3 separate regions of the Homo sapiens genome follow, and regions 2 and 3 are each linked to region 1. The links are chromatin loops, found by intact Hi-C in ENCODE. Cell type or tissue: gastrocnemius medialis. All regions are shown on one strand.

What was found. Hi-C counts contacts between places; a loop is a spot of excess contacts. Peaks named below come from ENCODE experiments on the same cell type or tissue, not always from the same donor. Only the 100,000 strongest peaks of a DNase experiment are listed, where the experiment ranks them.
Region 2: it touches region 1 in a loop (12-fold over the local background); 5 of 110 quality-filtered maps call a loop at or near these places.
Region 3: it touches region 1 in a loop (9-fold over the local background); 21 of 110 quality-filtered maps call a loop at or near these places.

The regions. Positions count from the first base shown.
Region 1 is chr14:66,745,374-66,747,873 of GRCh38, forward strand. The region is part of intron 2 of GPHN (gephyrin); the gene reads left to right. It overlaps LOC124903332 (a long non-coding RNA gene), which reads left to right. Exons shown (of 2, transcript XR_007064219.1): 2 at 1-2,500. Among named protein-coding and RNA genes, the nearest start is that of GPHN, 240 kb to the left of the region's middle. In gastrocnemius medialis, a CTCF peak has its summit at 1,115 (motif pointing left); no DNase peak of the experiment used is centred here; H3K27ac peaks cover 223 bases.
Region 2 is chr14:66,400,473-66,402,972 of GRCh38, forward strand. No RefSeq gene overlaps it. Among named protein-coding and RNA genes, the nearest start is that of CCDC196, 85 kb to the right of the region's middle. In gastrocnemius medialis, a CTCF peak has its summit at 1,171 (motif pointing right); no DNase peak of the experiment used is centred here.
Region 3 is chr14:66,623,542-66,626,041 of GRCh38, forward strand. The region is part of intron 1 of GPHN (gephyrin); the gene reads left to right. Among named protein-coding and RNA genes, the nearest start is that of GPHN, 120 kb to the left of the region's middle. In gastrocnemius medialis, a CTCF peak has its summit at 966 (motif pointing right); a DNase peak (open chromatin) is centred at 1,000.

The DNA.
Region 1 (2,500 bases):
AAATTAAGGACATTGTTCACCGTACTCTTATCATATGCTGGAAATGTTAACATTGAGACAATAATATCATAAAATATAACATACAAACCTATTTTTAGATTTCTCCAATTATCTCAAAATATTATTTATAGATTTTTTGATTCAGTATTCTGTGAGGGATTATAAATGATAATTTGATAGTGATATGTCTTCACCATTTTGTTATATATTGTCAGAAATTTGATGTAGAATAATTCATATGTTAGCAACTGTGGAAAGTGTTGCCAATTATGAAAAAAATGTAAATTTAGATAATTTAGAAATAGTCCACTAAGACTTTTATTATATAGTTGATTATATTAATTAAAGTAACTTGAATTCCTTGACAGTTTACTTATGTATAATGAGTGTTCATGATGCCCTAATTGAATTTTTATTTTTTTAAAATTTAATTTTTAAAAATAATAATAATACAGTAAAAAACCCTTTGTGATCTTTCTTAATAGTCACATCATCACTCTACCCTGCCTATCACAGATCTGTTTTACATCACTATAGTTTGTGTTTTTAAGAATGTCAAATAAATAGAATCAGAAAGTATGACCAGCTTCTCTCAGAGTAGAGTCTCTGAGATATATCCAAGTTGTGTATGTCAATAATTTATTCATTTTTATGGTAGATAGTATTCCATTGTACATATATACCATAGTTTGTTTATCTACTAACCCATTGAAAGACATTTGGGTTGCTTCCAGCTTTTGGCTGTCACAAATAAATCTACTGTTAATATTTGTATATAAGTTTTGGTATGAACATAAGTTTTCATTTCTCTATAAATACCCAGATGTACAATTGCTGGCTCATATGATAAATGTATACTTAACATTATAAAAACCCGCCAAACTGTTTTCCAACATCTGCATCATTTCAGTATTAGGCTCAATCAATTGTCTTATCCCATGTGAATTTGTATCCTGTATTACTTTATAAGACTCTGAGTCTTATTTAGATCCTGTGGAAAATATTGATATTTTTGTTTTGGCCTTCTGTGGATTGTGTGGTTCTAACCTTGGCTCTATTTTACAAGACTTTGGTGTGCAATTTGGATCTGTCATGAATGTGTACCCTCTAGTGGTCACTCTGGGACCAGCTTGTAGATCTGTTCTTAGCTAAGGCCTTTAAATATTTGATATGCTAATTAGTATCAAATCCATAAATGGGCAGATCCAGGGTGAGTAAAAGTTCAAAACAACTTTATGTAGTTGCTTTCCTGGTCTCCCTTCCCTAAGTACTTTCTACTTCCCTTGGGGCTGTTTTTTTTGTTATTGTTGTTCTTCAAAAAAGAAATTGTTTCTTTCTGCAGTTTTACGACATCCTCACACCATTTAGCACTGGTGATAAGATGCCACCAAGGCTACATGGTGGGAAGACAGGGACATAGGGAAAAAATTCTACAGGGTTTGGTGCTGCCCTTTTGGCATTGCTGCTTCTCTGAAAGGTAGGTCGACCTCCCTCAGAGTTTTGACTCCTGCAGTCTCTCATTTCTGTCTTCTTTTATTTTAGCTGCCATGGGACTGTTCAGGGTTTGGGGCATAGAAAAATGAGGAAGAGGAGAGGGGGAAACAAAATAACCTGGAGATTTCTCCTACTCTTTCTCTGTCTGCACTGTAAGTGTTCAGAAAATTTCTCCTGGACCTCACTCACACCACATAGTGCTCAGTTCTGGGTTTCTGGCTTCAGAGGTAGTGGAGGAAAATAAATGTTAAACTCAACATTGGTATTCTTCCCTCATCTGTCTACTAGTGTTAACTTTTCAGAGTTTTCAGATAAGTCTCTAGCCAGGTTTTTTAGTTGAATTAGCATGAGATAAAGAGAGTCTGGTCTTATTTCATCTTACTGGAATCAGGACCCCTAATTGATTTTTAAATGGTATTGTTGATACAATTGTCAGGCCATTTATTTCAGTATTTCACTAAGTAACTTCTAAACTGTGAAAAAAGTAATTATAAAATAAACATCAGGTATTTTTGTTCTTATTTGTATCTTTGACATGAGATAAAGTTTGTGGAAGATTTAACAAGAACATCATAAGAAGTTGACTATAAATTAGATGTTAATTCATTAATTTATTCACTCCACAGAAATTAAACGAGTACTGACTCTTGGCCTGGGATTGCAGATATTATAATGAACAAGATAGGCAGAGCTCCTTCTCAGGACGGGTTAATAGATTTGAGACAGTCATTTATAGTACATTGTAAAAAAAAAAAACAAAACTGCCCCAGAGTTAATGTTAAAAATTGTTTTATTATTTTTTCTTTAAGATAAAACTTTTAAGGGGTCAGGACTCTGGTAATGTTGAATGTACATTAATGCATTTATGTATGGACATAGCTGAGGATTTTGTTAAAATGTGCCTTAAATGATTACATAAATTAAATAAGCAATTTGTTCAGCAGGTTAAAAGGAAGATATTTCATATTTTTGTAAATGAACACATGAAATTTTTTCCTTTAAGATT
Region 2 (2,500 bases), 340 kb before region 1:
TTACAGCTGACTCCTGCAGAAATTGCTGAATGTGCCACTCATTTACCAGTTTTCATAATAATAGCAGCTAATATCTATAGTGCTTACTATACTCTATGCTCTGTATACTACTTTCATATATTAACCTATTTAAAACTCACAGCAACCCTGTGAGGCAGATACTATTATTATCCCCCTTTTACAAATAAGGATTGAAAGTTTATGTAACTTTCCCAAGGTTACCCAGCTGGAGAACTGCAAAGCCAGGATTTTGACCCAGTCACTCAGCTCCAGAAACTGTGTTCTTTATAGATAATCTTGTATTATTCATTAACTTTTTATATCTACTCCCGTCTTCCCAATCAGATTCTTTAAGGGTAGTTACTACATCTCCTGTCTCATTTTATCCCTTCCTGTAGCCACTATAAAGTTTTGCACATGGTTAGTTATTACCGTTTGCTGTCCATGTCTGCCTTAAAGTTGTCTTAAATTCTTTCTGGGGAAAAAGGTGAAATATAAATGATCAAGAAGCTATGGAGGTTTCTTGCACATCAGTCTCCCTGAAAATCTATGACCAGACCTTACAAAGACTTTTGTCATCTTCCTTGAACCAGATAGTCTGGAAAACCTAACTTTACAGAATGAATGAATTTTAGTAAGGGCTAAAAAGTGAATTCCATGCTCTCCTACCCTCTGCTTCACATACACCAAGTTTCAGCATATTAAAAATTATTTTCACAGGGAAAACAATTCTGAAGAAAATAATTCTCAAATGCATTAAATACAAAATTATTTTTGCAGAAGGTTTGGGGAGGGAAGTCAGACTTTTGAAATGCTGGTTTGTAATGTTATCCTAAAAGAACTTTTTGCAACATTTCAATTTGTAGAATGTATCATTCTAAACGTATGATTGCCTATGAGGTCAGGAACCTTGTCTGATAACACATTTATATTGTTCAGAGCACCTAGCATAGTGATAGGCACATATTAGTTTTTAAAAATTTCTCTGAATTGATTTTCCCAAATTATTTTGCCATCACTGCTTTTCCCAGAATATATTAATTTCTTCCAAGCCTATGGATTCCCCTCCTCAAGCCTTCCAGCTCCTGCCAGCTTTGTTCTCTTTGTTCATCTTCTTCTGGGCCATTGCACTGTCTACTTGAGTTAGCCTGTAATATCATATTTGCCAGCAGGTGCTGCCATTTGCCACAGGATTTGCCAATTTTCAAAATTCCCTAAATCTGAGACTCCAGATTGTGTAAAATAGTACAGTGCCTAATTTATCAACTTGGCAGGTTTGAAGTGCTATAAAATCAGTTACTTAAAATGAGTGATACTTGTGCTGCATAATTTTAATGAGCAGAGCTCCACTGCTCTATTAAGACAACAGGGGACCACATTGAGAAAACAAGCAGCAAGAATGTGAGGTTAAAAGAATAACAGGAAAACCCAGTGGGGACAACATGTTCAATAAACAACTGACTTTCTCATTGACTCATCTTAGTATCTTTCATATCTGTCCTTCATTTCCATTTCCACACGAAGTCAGCCCTTTATTACCTCATATGAAAATTAATCCAGTATCTGTAGGTCTTTTCTCCCTGTCCCCAGGCTCTTCCCACTCCTAGCCATCTTGTGTATTGCTGGAATAACCCTCCTAGCATCACACTAAAAACCTTTAATGATGTCCAAATGCCATCATCAAGGCAGTCCTCTGCAGTGTGGCACACCAGGCCCAATAATGCAGTCTCAAATTACCTGTCCAAGCTTACTTTCAATTGTTCCCAGATTCTCCACTTTGACAAGGCAGGGGTTTGTATTCTTCCCTGCAGATAAACTCATTTCCATCTTAGTACCTTTGTGTCTGCTAATCTACCACCTTCCTTCTCTTAATTCCTTAGTCACTGCTATTGCTATATTAATTTCCCAGGAGTAACTAAATGCATGGAATATTGCTGGTTCATATAAACCCTTCTCCCACTATCCCTGGGAACATCTGGAATACAGGACAAGTATTCTACAACAAGACAGTATTAATGAAATACAACACTCTATAACATTTATATAATGCATTAAATAAGTAGACAACATGCAGATAATTCCTGGGAGATGTCGGTCAGCACAAGCCCTTCTATGTACCCACAGTCATTTTTGCATTCCCAGCTGAAATGTGATTTTGAAGCAGTCTCATCTCAGGACTTGTCTTGACTGCACGAGTGGAATCTCAGAGGTAGCTGGCAAATCCTCTGCTCCATGTAAAGCACCATGTTTCTTCTCTGCAGCCCAACCTGCGGTTTCCTAATCTCCTGACTTCCTGAAAGTCACAGGCTATACTATGTTGTTGTCTGCCCCACTGCTCTGGACCTAAGGCACGGAAATCATAGCATCCACTGGTATCACCAGAGGGAAGGGTGCTCCCAGAATGTTCCCCTTTTCTATATTTTCATATGCTGACCAGACTCACTTTCCAATTCCAGGTAGTCCTCTAAGGGTTTTCCTGCCCTCTCAGTCAGCCAGCACC
Region 3 (2,500 bases), 120 kb before region 1:
CAGGAGATGGAGGTTGCAATAAGCTGAGATTGTGCCACTGTGCTCCAGCCTGTGTGTTGGAGTGAGACTCTGTTTCAAAAAAAAAAAAAAAAAAAAAGCAAAGTCATGCTTATTGGTGTATGTGCCACTTTCTCAGTTTGTGTCCTCTCATCCTGCCATCCCCCCTTTACCCTGACATCAGCTGCCTCAAGGAGAAAACTAAGTGCCCTGGAGAAATTTTAAAGAAGAGGAGGGACCTGAACTTTCATGGCTTTATTGGATACGGGTTACCAGATCACCATCCTTGGTCCCATGTGGGAAGGGAAAGCTGAACCCAGGGCTTGCCAAAAGGGCTGAAGATGAAGGGGAAGAGCTACCGTAATATTTCACCTCCTTGAGCGAGGTTGCTTTCCAAATATCAGAAGCTACATGAGGGAGGAAACAACTGCAGGGTTTGGACACCAACCCTGGAGCGAGCAGCCAAAGGAGAGAAAAAGTCTACACAGTGCTCCTCATGTCCTTATCGTCCTTTTCCACTCCCAGTACTCTCTGCTCCCCAGATTTTCAGCCTGGAGATATTACAGGCATTTTGTGGCCATTGTAAGCTGTCACATACCAACACTCTGTAGATTGTCAAATTTATGAATGTACCATTTCATAATTTCTGGAAACATGTTTTCTCTTAGTACAGTTCATTAATATGGCATAAGACATGTTTACTGGCAGACTCAAATATCTTTATTTCCTCTGTAATAAGAAGAACTAAATTACTATAGCCCTTGACATGTGCCTGTGAGACACCTTGGTCCGTGTTTTAGTATAGGATCTGTATCTGAATTCAACTGCTAGATTTGAGGAAAGTTTACCAAGGGATATGATGTTAAATTGACCTTGTGGGTAAAGCCCTTGGGCTGATTTCATGTACAAAGTTTACTCTATTAAATAAACGGTTGGGTCTGGTTCTCTGATAGCTTAAGTGAAAAGCTAATGGTGTCCACTGGGTGGCAGCCACCCTCCAGCTCCAAGGACAGTCTAAAAGATTAACTGGTAAGGGCTGATCCAGCACAATGGGCTGAATTAAAAGCCATTTTCTTGGACCAGGGGTTGAGAGACTTCAGTCTGTGTGCCAAATTTGGCTACAATCTGTTTTTCTATTGCTCTTAGCTTGGGAGGATTTTTACATTTTTTAAAGCATTGGGGGAAAAAGAATACACACTTGAGACTGTATGGGGCTTGCAAAGCCAAAACTATTTACTATCTGCTCTTTTCAGAAAACAAGTTTTCTAACTCCTACCTTAGACAGTATTCCTAAGGATTAAGTTATGATATCTTTTTCCTGAGTGTTGGGCTCTTGCCAGTTACTTCACTTGGGTAGTAATAGTAGATTACAGAGACACCCCTCCATGGAGACATAAGCTATGAACTGCCATTTGGAAGGGCTGGGTCACTCATGTTGATGCCTAGAGTAAGTGCCTGTTTTTACAATTAGTCTGAATGGAATCAAGCTGCTGGTCAAGCCTGCACTTGTTAGTGCCTTTCAATCTGGAAACTTGTCTTTTTTTTTCTTCTTCTTCTTTTTGAGGCAGGGTCTTGCCCTGTCACCAGGTTGCAGTGCCGTGGTACGAGATGGTCACTATAGCCTTGACCTCCCAGTCTCAAGCAATCCTCTCTCCTTAGCCTCCCATGTAACTGGAACTACAAACACGCACCACCACACCTAATTTTATAATTTTTTTGTAGAGACAGGGTCTCACTATGTTGCCAAGGGTCTCGAACTCCTGGGCTCAAGTGATCCTCCTGCCTTGGTCTCCCAGAGTGCTAGGATTACACTCATGGGCCACCATGCCCGGCCATTGTCTTTCATTTTTGGAAAATTTTCATATATTATTTACTTGATCAGCCCCTCCCTTCTTTTTTCTTGTTTTGTTTTTCTGGAATTTCTGTTTGGATGTTAGAGTTTCTCAATTTCCCCCCCAATTTTCTTAACTTTTCTTTCCTATTGTCTGCCTTTTGTCCTACTTCTTGGTAGTTTCTTTTCCCTACCTTTGTTTTCAAACCTTCTAATACAGTTTATGTTTCATTTACATTTTTAAATTCCAAGAATTCTTCCTCCAATGCCTGTTTGTAATAATACCCTGTTCTTATGTCAAGTACACAATTTGTCAGTCTCCATCTAATAAAATCACAGTGTGGTTTTTTAAAGACTATTCTGTTTCTTGCATTGTTTATTCCCAAATCCTTTTTGTTTGTTACTGCGTTTAGTTTAATCTGTGCTATTTATGATGCAAGCTTTCTTCACATATCTTGTGATTCTTATATGCAGATTTATATTTAATAGGGAGGCAATAAATATGAGTTGGCTTTTCTATGTAATAGGACAGGCCTTATAACCCAGTGGACTTCATTGTAGGGTTATTAGGTAGGTATCCAGAGGTACTCATAAATGTCACTATCATAGGGCATTTTCTCTTGGGCTGTTTAGTTCCTTCTGAGAAAAACTTTTAACTTCCTACCTGAATGG